Regions from separate parts of the Homo sapiens genome. Here region 1 is linked to region 2. The links are chromatin loops, found by intact Hi-C in ENCODE. Cell type or tissue: mesothelial cell of epicardium. All regions are shown on one strand. Each heading gives the region's core, and the rest is flanking DNA. Links, peaks and the distances in the headings are about the cores only.

Evidence for each region. Hi-C counts contacts between places; a loop is a spot of excess contacts. Peaks named below come from ENCODE experiments on the same cell type or tissue, not always from the same donor. Only the 100,000 strongest peaks of a DNase experiment are listed, where the experiment ranks them.
Region 1: it touches region 2 in a loop (16-fold over the local background); 70 of 110 quality-filtered maps call a loop at or near these places.

What each region holds. Positions count from the first base shown.
Region 1 is chr11:120,807,901-120,815,900 of GRCh38, reverse strand. GRIK4 (glutamate ionotropic receptor kainate type subunit 4) reads right to left here. Exons shown (of 21, transcript NM_014619.5): 5 at 426-523. It overlaps LOC105369532 (a long non-coding RNA gene), which reads left to right. Exons shown (of 3, transcript NR_133008.1): 2 at 442-569; 3 at 4,423-4,556. Among named protein-coding and RNA genes, the nearest start is that of TBCEL, 210 kb to the left of the region's middle. In mesothelial cell of epicardium, for the core only: no CTCF peak of the experiment used is centred there; no DNase peak of the experiment used is centred there.
Region 2 is chr11:120,523,365-120,532,918 of GRCh38, reverse strand. All of the region lies in intron 1 of GRIK4 (glutamate ionotropic receptor kainate type subunit 4), which reads right to left. Among named protein-coding and RNA genes, the nearest start is that of GRIK4, 16 kb to the right of the region's middle. RefSeq lists an enhancer at 671-1,207. In mesothelial cell of epicardium, for the core only: no CTCF peak of the experiment used is centred there; a DNase peak (open chromatin) is centred at 5,618.

The DNA.
Region 1 (8,000 bases), core at 1-8,000, 280 kb before region 2:
CCCCGAAGGCATTCTTCCCCAGAATCCCGATATGTAAACAGATAACCAGGGAGCTGCTCACGTGGACACGAGAGTGGACGCTCAGACGTCTGCCCGCTTGGCCTGCCATGCCCATCAGCCTCTCCAGCCTCTCCCTCTACCCACCACCACCAAGAGGCCGCTGGGGGCACCGCCATGGGACCCTAAGACAGGGAGGAGCTCCGCTTCAGATTCCTGCTGTCAAACACCTCCTCCGAGACCCCTCCATGCAAACATCCTGGAGCAGGGCAAGCCCACTGCTTCTGTATTTGTATTTATGTTGTTGTTATTAATGATACCAACCCAGCCTTGACAGGCTCTTCCAGCCCTTGAGAATCAACCCTATCTTTGGACCCTGGGCACAGGCTCCAGCACACAGATATTCCCCAGCCCTGCCTCACACTCACCTCCTTCTCTCCACAGATGTTGCTGATGATGGAGCTGGAGGCTGGGCTGGACGATGGTCCGAGGACAGCGACCACCCCCTTGGGGAGGATCTGACACACTGCAGCCAGCGGCAGGGACAGGGAAAGAAGCAAAGCACTCATCAGGTCGGGCTTGCGCCATGGCCCAGTCCTCTCCTCTTCACCCGCTGCCCCCTCACCTTCTGCACACCCGCTGCCCAGGCCCCTGCTCCAACCCTTCGAAACCCAGAGTCTCTCCTTCTCCCCTGGACGACTGGGCTCCAGGACAGTTTTATTGGAGTTTATGGGCAGCATTAAATGAGGAAATGACCCAGGTTATGACAACATACGGCCATAGCCAACAGGGTGTATAAATTGTCTGGACTGTCACAGAAGGACAGAGGCTAATGGAACAAACCTGCAGATTCCATCCCACGGCCTGGCCTGGCCTGCAGGGGGGTAGGGGGAGCCCCAGCACAGCTGCTGCATTAGTCCCCCCAAATATAAAGAGAGTCTGGGAGAAGGAAGGCAGGCAGGCAGGCGGGGGTATGAAGGAGGGCGAGGATGACGCAGACAGGAAGAGAGCAGGGGTGGCTAAAGTCAAAAGGAGCGGAGGCAAGAAAAAGGGAAAGAAAATGGGAGGCAGGGAGAAAGCGAGAGGCAGAAAGAAGTTTCATCTGTCAATGCCCCCGTCGTTCACTTCGTCCTGAAGCCTGGCATGTTCCCTCCCCCAGGTAGAGCAGGTCCCGTCCTGACCGACCAGCATGCCTGGCATCTGGCCTTTCCCTCCTGGACTGAACACTCGCTCACCTGTCCGGGATCAGTTCTGACACCACCTTCTCCTTAGACCTTCCTGGGCTTATTTATGTATTTATTTATTGAGATGGAGTCGCACCCTGTCACCCAGGTTGGAGTGCAGTGGTGTGGTGCGATCTCGGCTCACTGCAACCTCCGCCTCCCAGGTTCAAGCAATTCTCCTGCCTCAGGAGTAACTGGGATTACAGGCACCCACCACCACGCCTGGCTAATTTTTGTATTTTTAGTAGCGACGGGGTTTCACCATGTTGGCCAGGCTGGTCTTGAACTCCTGACCTCAAGTGATCCACCTGCCTTGGCCTCCCGAAGTGCTGGGATTACAGGCATGAGCCACCGCACCCCACCACTGGGCTCCTTTAGATGGAATTAACACTGCCTTGGGCTCCCAAGGCCTGGGGTTCATACCTCTAGTCTAAGACACTGTATCTATTTGGGTTTGTTGTTTAGTGCTCTCCTCTCACTAGATTTCAAACCTCTTGAAGACAGGAACTGAGCCACATTTATCTCCCAATCCCCACTTCTCATCTCTTCAGTGTCCAGCACAATGCATTCTAGAGAGTAGGAGCCCAGCTCAGATTTGCTGTGTGAATGTCTAAAGGAATGGGATGTGTAATCAGAGGAGGGGGAGAGAATCTAAGATTTTAAAATGCTAGAGACTGAGAAAGGAAGGATGGGAGAAAGAGGGAAACACAGTGAGAGAGGACAGGAAAGAATTCTCCGTGCACACACTGTGGTATCAGAGCCAAGGGGCCGTCCCTCAGAAAATGCAATCGAGGTTCCCCACTGCATCCTTGTCTGCAAAACTCAAGGCTTAACTCCATATGTATTTTCTTCCTACTTGTATTAGGAGTCAGGCAGAGCAATTTCCCTGGCCTAGCAATTGAGGTTAAGGGACTAGTACAAGGTTTCTTACTGAGCCAGCTGTAAAGCCACACCTGCCACATGGACGCTCTTTCTTCTGGGTTAGAGTCCAATACAGCCAGGTGATCATCTGAACGGGGTACAGGCAGCAAGGCAGAACACCAGGGTTCAAATCCCAGCATTGCAATTTACCATATGAACTATAGATCTTGGAGTCTTCTCTTAGCCTATGGCTTGGGCAGGCATCCCACAACATCCCAAAATCTCAGCTGACTGGAGGACTCATCAGTACTAAGTGTCTGGCCAAAGTAGTGATGATCAGGCTTCATCTTTGAAGAGTCTCTTCAAATTCCAAGCTACTTCCATGGGGGTTATCTCATGTGACCTCAGCCAACTTAACTCTTACAGCCCACTAGGTGCTTGAAGTTCATCATCCCCTCAGATCCCTACAACTGCCTTGGGGGAGTGGGGTCTTATCTCCTGATTTTACTGGTAAGGACACAGCACCCCAGAGACGTGAAGTGCCTCCGCTCTGGTCACACACCTAATCAAGGCCAGAGTTGGCATCTGGATTCAAGTCTCCTGACCCGCATCCAGGGTTCATGTTCCTCTCTCACAGCCACTTACTTTGTCTGCACTGCTCCTTGCAGCCAGCCACTCCTACACCCAGCACTTCTCAGCCTCTTACAGTGGAGGTCCCCCCGCCCACCTCGTCTACTGAATCCACTTTCTCCAAGGTCACCATGACCTGTTATCCATTCTCATCCTGTTCTCTTTCTGCAGCACTTGTTCTGATTGCATTGTTCTTTAGAATTTCCTAACACCGTGCAATCTGGATTCTCCTCCAGTTCTCTGGTCAGTCTTTCACTCATTGCTGACTCCTCTTCCTTCTCCCACCCACCAAATTCAGGTTTTGCCCCTGACTCACTGTTCCTGGGCCATTTTACCATTGCCTACAGCCTCCACCCTTGTCTCTGCCCAGATGACCCTGCACTCTCACCTATGTGCTGGGTCACAAAGTCAAGTTCCAACCACCTGCTGGACGTTGCCACAGGGCCTTCCCTCTGGCATCTCACACTCAGTTCTGTAAGAGCTTGGAGTCTGATGCATGGCTGTCTGGGTTTGAGTCTCTGTCACTTACTAGTTTCGAGACCTTGAGCAAATTATCAAACCTCTGGGCCTGTTTTCTCACCTATAAGATACTAATAACACCTCTCTCATAAGGTTGCTGTGAGAATTAAAGTGAATTAATACTTAACATTCAGAATGGTACCTGACATGCTACATGACCCTTTTATTATTATCCCCACCATATCAGATTTGTTATATATTTTTCACAATCTGGTTGGATCTCCACACTTCTATGAGGAAAATTCATTTTTATCTCCACTTTACAGCTGGGGAAGCTGAGGCCTAGAAAGTTTAAGTAACTTGTTTAAGATCACACAGGTAATATAAGGTCAAACTGGGCTTGAACTTGGGGATCGACATGGCACCAAAGCCAGTGCTCTTACCCACTCTACTTTACTCCTCTTATCTCCTCAAGCTCAAAGCCACAGTCATCCTGGCCTCTTTCTTGCCTTCCCTCACTCAAGCTGTTCTCCTGCTTTACAGGTCAAGGGCCAGGTTCCGACCATCTGACCTTCTCACTCTCTGCCAGCCCTTCCTTCCTACGTCTACTGCCATGGTTCCAGGTCAACCCCTCTTTATAACCTGCCCTTCTAAGGGAGTCTCTCTGTCTCCAGGATTCTTCATTTCCAATCCATTCTTTAAACGGTGGGGCAAATTATAGTCCTAAAACGTAGATCGGAGTGTGCCCCCAAGGCAGAGAACCTGTCTTATTTATGTCTGTGTCCTCCATACTTAGAACAAGGCCTGACTCAGAGTTACGTGGCCTATAAACAGTTGCTGAACCACACTGAGGCCCACTCAACACCTTCCATGCAAAACTGGAAATAAACTAAATGTATAATCATAAGGGAATAAGTATATAAAATGTGGGCTGTATGCCCAAATGGAATATTATTTAGGCATTTAAAATACTTATGAACAGTTTATAATAGTATTAAAAATATTTATTTAATAATACTAAGAGACAGAAGCAGGATATAAAATTATATGTATATCTATATGAAGGCTACAACTAAGCAAATACAGAGAGTACTTATACACTGAGGAATGATTATGAGAAGATGTTATTAAAGACTACATGTACTGAGTGTTAACTATGGCCCGTTCGAAGCACTCTTACGGGAACTGACATATTTAATTCCCAAAACAAACTGAGGAAATAGGTACTATTACTGTCATTCTCATTTTACAGATACAAAATCAACAGAGAGAAATTAAAGAGCAGAGTCAAGATTCAACAGCTCCACCCATTTCCCCAAAGACCGGCCCCTTAACCACTGCACCGCACAGCCATCCCCAGCAAATGGCAATTAACTGGGATGTTTGTAGATTGCCTTGGCCACTGGAACACTGAGTTATTGTCTTCCCTTTTTTCATTTCACTACTTTCTATAATGAGCATGTATTCCTTTTTATAACATATTATAAAGAATACAATGCTATAATAAAAACATTCTTCTGATGAGCAAGTAAAATTCGAGTGACTCTGGTCTCCTTAAGTCCTGTCTTTGCAGCCCCTTCTCCCACCGTGCCATCTCCCGCTGCATGCCAGCTCACCTAGAACATACTCTGTACATATTTTCCTGCCTGATCCTGTTCCCAAATGGCTATCTCTAGATCAGGGGTTCTTAACCTGTAGCCTGGGGTCTGTGGGTAGAAGTCAGGGGTCTGTGAACACTTGTGGGGGGAATTACATCATTCTTTTCTCTAACCCCTAAGTGAAATGTAGCATTTCTTTCCATTTTGAATGTAGGCAACAAACTACAGTGTGTTAATAGCACCTGTGACTTTGTTTCCCACAGAAATCACCGCAGTTTTCATATGACACTACAGTGCTAAGGATATCTTCAAATACCAGTTATATTCATTATTACTTCAAGATTATGGTAGTAATTAGGCTCGATGCTATTTAATACATTAATGAAGAAGCATATATATTAGTATACCACTATTAAAATATAACTGCATTTCCATATAGCTGGTTTCCATAGTCACCCTATCCATTTTATTGGATTTTTGTTATTTATTTTCTATCCTTTTTTATTAATAAAAAGGTTTTTATTCATTTAAAAACATTTATCTGAGAAGGGATTCATTAGCATCTCCAGACTACCATGGTCTAGGCTTCTCTTGCCCTTCTGCCTAGCAAACTCCCACTCATACTTCAGCATCCAGCTCAGATCTTGCTCCTAGGCCAGAAGGCATCTCTCCCTCCCTATATTCACAGCACACTGTGGCTCTGAGTCAGCCGCCTTTAGGAGACAGCGCAGCTTCCTTGCTCTCTGAATTCCTGGCCAGCTTCTGTCCCAAGCAGCCTGGTGATGTTGGTTCCCAAGAAAGGAAAGTTTCTCCTGAAAATAAATTCTTATAGAAGGCCACAATTCCTTATTCCCAATTCCAAAGTCCAAAAGGCTCTGAAACTTGATGTTTTTCATCAAACTCAGTTGTTGGCAAAATCTGATCTCAACAGACAGATGTAAAGCTATTTACAATGTGTGAGTATTTGAATATAAGCATGCATTTGTTTGAGTATGGGGTTACTGGAGATTCAACTTTACATATGGTACATGCACCACACAACCGTTCTTTTGTTTGTTTGTTTGTTTTGAGACAGTGTCTCACTTTGTAACTCAGGCTGGAGTGCAGTGGAGCAATCATAGCTCACTGCAGACTTGAACCCCTGGGCTCAAGCAATCCTCCTGCCTCAGCCTCCTGAGTAGCTGGGACTACAGGTGCATGCCACCATTCTTGGCTAATTTTTTATTTTTTGTAGAGATGGGGCCCCACTACATCGCCCAGGCTGGTCTTGAACTCTTGGCGTCAAGCAATCCTCCCACTTCAGCCTCCCGAAGTGATGGGATTTACAGGCATGAGCCACCACGCCCAGCCCCTCAACCTTCCCAATGTCTCAATCTGGATTCTACACACATCAGGCCTCGAGGGTTTGTGGGCCTGCGCCTGCCATTCTGAGCTTCTCATACACGTGTGTCAATGTGTCCATCTCCCTCACTGGATCATAAATGGCCTTGAGATCAGGGGTCATGTCTATTCAGCCCTGGCAAAAAGAAATTGCTCATTAAATGTTTGCTCAACTGAACTGAAATGATCCCAAATGAGTCCAGTGGAACTGAATTAGGGTCTTAGCAGTGGCTATGGCCTGGGGATTTCCTGGGATCTGGGAACTGGTCTTTCGTTCCCTATGAAGGGTGCCCTGCTCAGTAGAGATGGAAATCATTTATAAAGGGTCTCAGCTCTGGAACCCCTGCATGCTGATTCTGCAGGCCTCGGCCCTCTGAGCAGTTTGCAGGAGGCACAGGAAGGGAGGGAGATGCGTTTACCTCTTCCTCCCAGGCAGCAGAGGAGTTGGAAGGCTCAGCTGCTGGAATAAAAGGCCATGATGGGGTGTAGTGGCCCCATGGAGGGACTTCTTCATCTCAAAATGTCAGCACTGGCAATGGATTGGAGACCCCTTAGAAGCCCAGGCTGGACAGGGGTGGTGGGGTGAGGGGCGTCGTGGAACTTACTCCTTTCCCCTTTCCTGCATCTTCACAGGGTCCCTCCTCCGGACAGAGAGCAGTTCAGGGAGGGGAGGGTGAGGCTGTGTCGCAGATGGTTTAGAGGAGCTAATGGTAAGTGCCACTGACTGTAGCCCCCCTCCAGGAAGGAGCAGCTTCCTGGATGGACCCAGGGGGCCAGGTCCTCCTGCCTGACAGTGAGGAGCTGCTCAGTGCTCTCTGGGCCCAGATGGCAAACAACCCTGGCCCCACGGGGCTCACAGAGATGTGCACTGGGGAGGGCTGGGAGAACTCAGAGTCCTTCACACGGAAGCACTTCCCGATGCTGCAGCCTGAATGGAGCAGAGGGTGCAGTCTCCCTCTGAGCCTGTTTATACTGCACAGAGTACACGTGAAGCCCTGGCCATCCTAGGGCAAGGCAAACAATTGCCTCATCACTTCCAAAGAACCATCTCCTCTCTTGTGCCAAAGCTGTCAGGAACGCATTCCATTCTGAACTCTCTGGGAGTAGACAGGGGACTAAATGGATTGGCCTTGCTGGCTCTTGAGCCAAGGAAGAAAGTGTGTGAGGGCATGAGTGCCACGCCCCATGACGGGCCCCCTGGTGTCCAAGAACTCAAGACCGCCATCGCCTCTCCTCACCAACAGCGTATCACGCAAAGCCTTCACCTGGTCCCAAGCCACCGTGCAAGCAGCAATACCATTTACTGGGGCTTTCCAAGTGCCAGGCACATGTGCCACCTGAATCTCTACAACAACCCTGAGAGGGAGGAGTCACTATATGAATTCTACTACTACTAAGTAACATTTAAGCACCATCTCATTTAATCTTCACAACAACCTCATGAAGTGAGAACTCTTCTTATTCCCATTTTACAGAGGAGGGCTGTGAGACATAGGAGAGAAGCCCAGGGTGCTGGTAGAGCCAGGATTAGAATCCTGGTGCATTGAACTCCAGAACTTGCTCTACACTGAAGCCAGGATCTCTCCTCTGCCCCTATGTACACTCTGTTTCAGCCATACTGTCTGTCACTGCATCCCAATGTATCCCATTTTTTTTCCTGCCTTAAGCCTTTGCTCATGCTATTATGCCATCTACCTAGATGCCTTCTTCTCTCTCTTCATCAATCAACATTCTAAGGTCTGGCCAGGGGCCTCACCTGACCCCATAGCCTGCTCTGCCTACCTCCTAGTTCTGACCTCCTGCTCCCCTGTCTGTGCCACTCATTGGCACGTTCTCTGGAGAGCCACCTAAA
Region 2 (9,554 bases), core at 665-8,664:
AATGAGTGAATGAAGCCAGCAGCCCTACCGGGCTCATCCCCTAAGTCTCCAGGCACTGCCCTTCCCACTCCCTTCCAAGGAGAAGCCCAAAGCATCTAAAACCCCAAAAGAAAGGGGACAAAGACAGGCCGACTGTCTTTGTCCCGAGTCTCCAGATACTTCAGAAAACTCTGGTTGAGGGATGAATCACAGGAATCCACTTGGGAGGGACTAGTAACTGCAAGAAGGCCAAGGCCAGTGCCAGAAAGCAGAAGATGCTAATTATGAAGCCAGCGAAATGAAACCAAGGTTTGCGGGGTAGGGGAAAGAGTCCACACTAGAGCAAGAAAAACAAGGCAAAGCGAGCAAACTATTTAAGCAGCCAGCCGGCTCAGAGGGAGGAGGACAGATTAAATCAAACCTCTGACAGGCAATCAATGGACATTCAATTAACAGTTACAATATTATTAATTTACACAAAACGTCTAAACAATACCCTCTCCCCCTCTGAGAGGACTTTGATTCAATGCCTCTAAGCTGTTGGGACATTCCCTGACAATACCACAGGGCCACCCGACTCCTGGGTCCACACCCAGGGCGGACCCCCGGGCACAAGGGCAGCCGGATCAAAGGAAGCTGGGGGCGGGGTAGGGCCCACAGGGCTGCAGAGAGCTTAGCATGGAGCTGGGGGATGGATGTTCAAAGCAGCGAGTCCAGGTCACTTTGGGGGCTAGGGAGGAGCAACCAAGGACTCAGGAGGTCAAATCGGGACCATGCAATCACCCTTGTGCCAGCAGCCCAGGGCCTGAGTGGCCACAGGTACCCGGCTCCAGCTGTGGCTGTCTTGCTCCGTGTTCAATCGTGCACCTGCCAGGTGCGCTCCTGAATGGAGACCTTCCACCTGCCCCACATCCAGAGGTGGAAGCAGGGGGAGGGTCTCCATTTGGGAGTAAAGGGGAGAAGAAGGGTTGCCATCTGCTGCTCCACAGGGACATCCAAAGGTCACTGGTATGACATCCTTGGGCCACAACCATGAGGTTGCAAGGTGCTAAGAGAAACAGGCAGGCTGGGCACGGTGGCTCACACCTGTAATCCCAGCACCTTAGGAGACCAAGGCGGGTGGATCATCTGAGGTCAGGAGTCCGAGACCAGCCTGGCCAACATGGTGAAAACCCGTCTCTACTAAAAATACAAAAATTAGCTGGGCATGGTGACATGCACCTGTAGTACCAGCTACTCGGGAGGCTGAGGCAAGAGAATTGCTTGAACCTGGGAGGCAGAGGTTCCAGTGAGCCGAGACTGCGCCACTGCACTCCAGCCTGAGCAACAGAGCAAGACTCAGTCTCAAAAAAAAAAAGAAAAAGAAAAAAGAAACAGGCAGAGTTCAGCTGTAACCATGACCTTGGGCAGACCCCTCACTGCACCAGTCTCAGTTTCCTGATCCAGTAATATGGGATGATCCTGGCACCCACCCCAAGGCTGGTGTAAGCACTGGAGAGCACATGTACAGAGCATTGGAAACTCCTGGTGTCTAAATGATTATTTGGGCAGCGCTATGGAGCAGGTGCCTGTGGCAGGGGCAGACGACATGAAAGGAGGATGTGGGGAAGGAAAATGTCATTTCTCCTTCCATAAACAAACATGCATGAACCAGGCACAACAAGCTCTGAGTTTCACTCTTGATCTTTCTGGCCTTGATGGATGAATTATGAAAGAGGTTGTAGGGTAGCATTTACACATAAGAATCGCAAATCCACCCACATTTTCTAAGCCCTCCAAAAGTCTAGTCTTAAGCAAAGCACTCTCTCAAGGAAAGCAAGAGAGCTGTCTCCAAATATCTAAAGGGCTGTCACACCCTTCTGCTTAGACAGCTCCATCCTTCCGCTCCTGAGCCTATGATGGGAACCAGGAAGGACTCATCACCCCCACTCTGCAGAGAGGAAACTAAGTCCAAAGAAGTAAAATGACTTGATCAAAGTCACACCGTAGCAGATCTCCTTTTTGTGAACCGGCATTTTCTCCAGCCGATGATGCTCCAGAGACATCAGTAGGACACAGGTGCCGTCCACTGTAGGGAAGCGGGGTCTAACAATCAGAGTTCTCCTCATCCCAAAATGCCATCCAGCTCTGAATGAATCCCCTCCACACCCCAGGGCCATCTCTGTCTTCCTACATCACGGAACCTGTAGCAGGCCCCTTGGTTTTTCAGAGACTTAGAACCTTCTTAGGCCTCTGAACCCCATTCTCAGCCCTGCGTGGCAGAACCCAGTCCGCCCTGTAACGCGGTTGTCGAAGACAGAGGCTTCCGTCTGGAACCCAGGTTTGGGACTTTGCAGGAAATGGCTTCCCAAATTAAGGATTTTAAGCACAGATGACTGAAATAGATATTTGAAAGCTATTCACCCAGCCAACAGCCACCTCCTCAGCCTGGAGAAGCTGCCTCTGTTGGCAAATGTGCTTTCTGACAAATTTTACTGTGCAGACTAACGACTCACCAAACTGGACCAGAGTGCAGAGCTGCCCCCAGGATAAGTCCCCCTACCCCCACCCACACCCCAGCAAGGACCCATCTTCTAGAGCCTGCAATAGCTTGGGCTCCTGTCACTCTTCTCCATGAAATATCCTTCCCCTGGAGCCTCTCCCCACAGGCCATCGACCGATTCATTTGCTCACCATTATTTTTTAAACTCAAATTTTATTAGCAGTGGAGCATGAGTAATAAATACTAATACACTGTTTGCACTTGAATTAGCCCTACATGTCCTGGGACCACAGGGCTATTTGTCAAAGGCAGACGTTTCTCCACACCCGCACCTTGTGGTTGGCACACAGGCATTTCCAAGGTCAGGGACTCTCAGGCATTAAGCAAGAACATGGGGCCTCATAGGACTCACACTTGGGGCACCCTTACTCCTAAGCAGGCCACTGAGCCACCAGGAAGGAAGGGCAAGTGGAGCTGTAATGCTAGAAAAAGGAGAACGGGATCCTAGCTCTACTGCTTACCAGCTGTGTGACTCGGGGCATGCCAGTTTAACCACTCTGAACTTCTGTCTCCTCATCTATAAAACAGGTCAACAGCAGCTGCCTCCCAGGGTTGCTGGAGAGATTAAATGAGATGCTGGATGTGAAAGCACCTTTGTTGGAGAGATTAAATGAGATGCTGGATGTGAAAGCACCTAAAAGCAAGTGTACTTGCACACAGCGGGGATGGTGGTTGAGGTGGGAAAGGCAGGTTGCGAGAGAGGCTACTCCCTATCAGGAGTCAAGGGATACATTGAAATCATCTCCACCTTGTTTCACAGAAGGATAAGTGACAGACAGCACTTTTCCCACTTCCCCCACCACTCCCGACAGGGAACTTACATGTGTGACTATCCAAGGACATCTAAGAGACACTATTAGGCTGCATCTCTGTGCAGATGTCAGGAACCCAGCGCTGTGCAAAACAGATGTGGTCACTGGTGCCCAGGCTGGGCTCTAGGCTCGTCCCTGTAGTAACTGCTAGGGGCTCAGACTAAGGTGGAGGAGGTCACAGCCAAGGGCAATCCCTCTAATGTCGATGGGCACAGCGGCTGGGCTTGCTCCTCTCTTTGGTGCTCGATCGCTTTGCTTCTTTCAACAAATATTTGGCAAGATCCTCCTGTAAGCCAGACACTGTGTTAAAGTGTGGCACAGAAGTGGATGTGGTGACTTGATGCCTGGCCTCCCACAGCTCAGTGCTACAATGTAAGTTGTAGGTTACAATGCAAGGTGGGAGTGCTCCAAAGGGAACGAGGGTTGGGGCTGCAAGAGCACATGAGGGTCGGGGTGGGGGGTTATGCAGGCTCAGGGAGGCGTCAGGAAAGGGCTTCCTGGAAGAGGAATGGATAAGGAGTAGTGAAGCAAGAGAAGGAGAGGAGGTGGAAGGAGGAGTTGCAGGCAGAGTGAACAGCATGTGCAAAGGTCCTGAGGCAGGGAGCCAAAGCTACCCTGGGAAACTAAAGTGCTGTAGATGGGCACATGCTCAATAGATGGTGATGTGGTTTGGCTGTGCCCCCACCCAAATCTCATCTTGAATTGCAACTCCCACAGTTCCCATGTGTCGTGGGAGGAAACTGGTGGGAGGTCATTGAATCATGGAGGCAGGTCTTTCCCGTGTTGTTCTCATGCTAGCATCTCATGAGAGATCTCATGGGTCTCACAAGATCTGATGGTTTTATGAGGGGCAGTTTCCCTGCACAAGCTCTCTCTTTGCCTGCTGCCATTCATGTAAGATGTGACTTGCTCCTCTTTGCCTTCCGCCATGATTGTGAGGCCTCCCCAGCCACGTGGAACTGTAACTTCATTAACCCCTTTTTCCTGTATAAGTTACCCAGTCTCTGATATGTCTTTATCAGCAGCATGAAAACAGACTAATACAGATGGGTTCCCTAAGACAGGCTCAGAGGAAAGAAGGGTCCCCCATAGTCCCTGCCCTCAGCCAGCCTCCAGTCAAACAGGGGTGACAGGACCAACATATTTCAGACAGACTTAATATAAAAAAATTATAGGGTCGGGCTTGGTGGCTCATGCCTGTAATCCCAGCACTTTGGGAGGCCAAGGCGGGCAGATCATGAGGTCAGGAGATCAAGACCATCCTGGCTAACACTGTGAAACCCCATCTCTATTAAGAATACAAAAAATTAGCCGGGCGTGGTGGCGGGCACCTGTAGTCCCAGCACTTTGGGAGGTTGAGGCAGGCAGACTGCTTGAGCTCAGCAGTTCAAGAACAGCCTAGGCAACATGGTGAAACCACGTCTGCACAAAAAATACAAAAATAAAAAATAAAAAATAGCTGAGCATTGTGGCCCATGCCTGTGGTCCCAGCTACTCAAAAGGCTGAGGTGGGAGGACCGGCTGAGCCCGGGAGATCGAGGCTGCAGTGAGCCCAAATCCCGTCACTGGGCAATAGAGTGAGACCCTGTCTCAAAAAAATAAAATAAAATAAAAGGACTTGTTTGTTGATGAGCTCACTCTATTCACAACGCATGTGTCCCTGCTGAGGGCCAGGATAAAGCAGCTGAAGGGGTTAACCAGAGCAGGCCTCCCAGAGGAGGTGAGGCTGGTTCCGCTGGTAAAGAAGCCTCTTCCTCCACCCGTGAGTGGGACCACCAGGCCCTCTTTTTCCCCACCTGATTGGAAACCTTGGACAACAATGAGGCTGTATCTGCTCTGCCAGCTGCATATAAATGCAAGCACAATGCCACCTCTCTCTCACCAGACAAGGCCACACGCCAGGGGTGGCTTAGTGTGAGCGAGGCTGTCTGGCTCAGCCACATCACAAAGGTAACAAAAGCACCTGAATGCCCGTCTTCCTCCCAGCCCCCAGCCCGCCCCTGGAGGATGCAGGTGCGAGTGTCTGGGGCGCAGTTAGGCCTCTGGGAGGAGATAAATCCCCAGCACGGGCTCCAGGAAGGCAGGAGGGAACTTGCAGCGGCTCCCTGCTCCCCTCCTCTGCTGGGATAAGCATTGCCATGCTCCCTCTCTCACCGGCAGGGGTCTGCCCTGAGGGGTTTTAACTGAGTGAAACACCATCTGCTCCGGGGTCCCCACCCAGCAGACCCTGCAGACAGATGCTGTCCAGCTCCCGCCCCTGCTTCCTCCCACTCTGGAAGCATCTCCACCCTGGGGCCGCAGGGAGCTGAGGCTGCTCTCCACATTCCATGAAAGCTGAGGCCTGGCAGGACCCCAGCAGGGGCAGAGCCACAAAGATGACGCAGCTCCAGAAGCCAAAGCCCCGGCAAGCCGAGGCGGGATCAGGGCAACCCCACCTGCCTTTGCATCCTCCAGGTTCCCCAGGACTGGGTGCTGGCTCTGGTCAGACCCTCTGCCACGGGCTGGCTGTGTGACTTTGGGCAACTTCTGCAACCTCACTGAGTTTCCCCACTTGTAAAATGTGAGTTGTTGAGGTTTAAATGAGAAAATGTTTCTTCTGCCTAAAGTGTTCAACCACTATTTCTATTAACATCATTCCAGGTTTCCTCTTGGACACTGTCAAGTGACCGCCCTTTAGCCATTTATAACCTGACTGTGATAAGCACTTTAAAAACGAACTTTTTTTTTCTTTTTTTTGAGATGGTGTTTCACTCTTGCTGCACAGGCTGGAGTGCAATGGTGCAATCTTGGCTCACTGCAACCTCTGGCTCACTGCAACCTCCGCCTTCCAGGTTCAAGTGATTCTCCTGCCTCAGCCTCCCAAATAGCTTGGATTACAGGCATGTGCCACCACACCTGGTTAATTTTGTATTTTTAGGGGAGATGGGGTTTCACCATGTTGGTCAGGCCGGTCTTGAACGCCTGACCTCAAGTGATCCACCAACCTCATCCTCCCAAAATGCTAGGATTACAGGCATGAGCCACTGTGCCCGGCCTAAAAACAAACTTTTTGAATTGATGTATACTGTTTACACAGAAAAGTGCACATGGCTGGGCACAGCGGCTCACACCTGTAATCCCAGGGCTTTGAGAGGCCGAGGTGGGAGGATCGCTTGAGCCCAGAAGTTCAAGCCGGGGCAACATAGAGAAACACTGTCTCTAGAAAGAAAAAATATAAAAAATTAGTGGGGCATGGTGGTACATGCCTGTAGACTCAGCTACTGGGGTGAGAGGGCGGGTGCCAGGGTGGGAGAATCACCCTGAGCCCGGGAGATGGAGATCATGCCACCGCACTCCAGCCTGGGCGACAGAGTGAGACCTGCCTCAAAGGAAAAAAAGAAAGAGAAGTGCACATAAGTGTGCAGCTCAAGGAATGTCCACAGAACTAGCTCTCAGATCACGAAATAGAGCATTATCAGTATTCTAGAGGCCCTTTCTCAGGCCCCCTGCCAAGGCTAACTGCTATCCCAGCTTCTATTACCATAGATTACTTCGCCTGTTTTTGAACTTTATATAAATAAAATCACACAGTACGTACTGAAAACACCTTCAGACTTAAGAAGCCCTTTCACAGGTGGTATCTTATTTGCTCTTCCCCAACCCTGTGAGATTAGGTTTTTCATTGTCCCCATTTTATTGCTGAGCAAACAGAGGCTTCAGATACATGAACAAACTTGTCCAACGCCGCACAGTGAGTAGAGAGAGGGACTCTAACTCCAGCTGTCCAAGCCCTCCCGTCACCCCCCACCACACCAGGCTACTTCCCACACGTCAAACCAGCCTCTCCCTGTGCCCCAGTTAAGGCCGCTCCTCCCCAGAGCCCTACTTCCTCCAGGAAGCTTCCTTGGATTGCTCAGAGGAGAACCATCAGCTTGTCCCACTCTGCCCCCATCCCCAGCCTAGACACGGGGACGTAGCACGCGGCTAACCTTGGTGTGGGTCTGATGAGTGTGTGTTGACTGCCTGCTATGGTTTCTGTAACACCCCTGCTGGTCTCTTCTCCATGTGCCTCTCAGAGTCACAACACCCAGAGGACAGGGCTGCTTCTACAGCTCTTTCCACGCCCTGCCCAGTATGAATGGGGCTGGCTGGCAGCTGGGGTTGGAATGGGCACTGCATTAGGTCAGGTGGGGAGCAGGGCACATGCTCCCCTGGTTTGATGGGAGGCTCCTGGTGAGTCCGTCTAATGAAAGGTATGATACCAAAGGCACTAGCGGCCAGGGGACCCCATTTCAAACCTCGATTCTGCAAGTCACATGATCTCAGGCAAGTTCCTTCCCTCTCTGAACCTCAATGCCCTCACTTGTGAAATGAGACGGCTAGACTCAATCTGACTTGACAAAGCCATGGTACCCTGTGGCCATGTCAGATATCACCCCTTCCCAGGGCCCCTTCCCAGCGCCCCTTCCCAGGGAGTCCAGTGCCCCTTCCCAGGGAGCCCACAGTTGGCCTCAGACTTCTTTGGACCCAGCACTGCAGGCATCATGGATCCACTGAGAAGGGTAAGAAGGGGAAGCCTGTCCAGCAGCCTTGACCAGGGAGGTCCAGAGTCACTGGGCATTCATGGTGCAGCCCCTGATGGGCTCCAGAAGCCAAGAAGACGGAAGGTGGACTAGGACCTCAGCTCACCCTGCAGACCGCAGGGACCTCTGTCATCCCCACACAAAGGCGACCTCTTCCTGGGGCTCTCTGCCACCACAGTACCCAATCCTGACCTGCCCAGTGCCCTGCCACGTAACTAGCTCCGCGTGATGATAAATGCCCCCAGGATGCAGGCAGCCCCTAGCTCACACTGGGTATGTCTGAAGGAGCACCCCAGGTCCAATCCATGTTCCCAGAGCCTCCTCCTGACTCATGGCAGCTGCAGTGCCCACAGCCTGATCCAGAAGTTAGCGCTGTCAGCCCAAACGCCACCTTTGCTCTTACCAGTCACCCCAGTACAGTCCCCCTTGACCCATTGATGCCAGGCTCATCTGGGTTCGAGGAGGGGGTAAAGTGCCTGGAGCCAAGGTCCAGGTAGGCCTGGTGTTACTCTTTGTACTGGTTCAGCTCCATCGCCGGCTACACTAACCTGAGAAACCAGTCCTGTCATCCACCAGGGGAAATGTGTTTTAAGATCACACAATTGACTTTTCAATCCCATACATCTGCGAGTCGAAGGCGGCCCATCCAAGCTTTCCAGAGTCAAGGCTCATTGCTAGTCTAGGGCTCCAGAGTCCAGGGCCTCTGCAGACAAGCGGCTCACCAAAGCAGCCGTTCACCCACTAAACGCATACTGAGCACCCAGTGCTGTTCTGGTTGTTGGGGAAAGAATGCAGAAACGGCCAGACGCGGTGGCTCACGCCGCTAATCCCAGCACTTTGGGAGGTCAAGGCTGGTGGATCATGAGGTCAGGAGATCGAGACCATCCTGGCTAACATGATGAAACCCTGTCTCTATTAAAATACAAAAAATTAGCCAGGCATGGTGGTGTGCGCCTGTAGTCCCAGCTACTCGGGAGGCTGAGGCAGGGGAATCACTTGAACCTGGGAGGCGGAGGTTGCAGTGAGCCGAGATCGTGCCACTGCACTCCAGCCTGGTGACAGAGCAAGGCTCCGTCTCAGGAAAAAAAAAAAAAAAAGAATGCAGAAGCAAACAGTCCCTGTGCAATGGAACCCGTGCCTTGTGGGGAGACAGATGATGATCTCTGATGACCTCCCCAAAGCATCCAAGGGTGGCCTGACCTTGCTCTACCAGCCCCACCCTGATCATCTCCCAGCTGGGCTGCTCAGGTTCTTCCCCTGCTGGGAGCTGGAAGTTCCTTAGAAAGGCACTGGCCACACGGAGAAGCAGTGGCTAAAGAGACGAAGGCAGACCCGGGCAACACCGAACCACAAAGCCCAGGTTCAGCTGTGTGACCCTGTGTCGGTGTCTCAGGTTCTCTGGACATCTGTGTTTTCCCTTGTCCAATGGGACTAATAAGACCTGCCGTGGAGGGCTGGTGTGAGGACCTGCAGTAACGCAGGATGGCAACTGGAGAAGCAGCGAGAGAAGTAGCAGCATTATTGGCCCAGGAATACAGGACAAAAGTCGGCTCCTCCTCCACCCCTAAAGCCCAGGGTCAAGCTCTTGACATACCCCCTCCCACTTCCCTCCCCAAAGGAGCTGAGGGCAAGAGAGAGCCCAGCAGCCGCCACCCCACA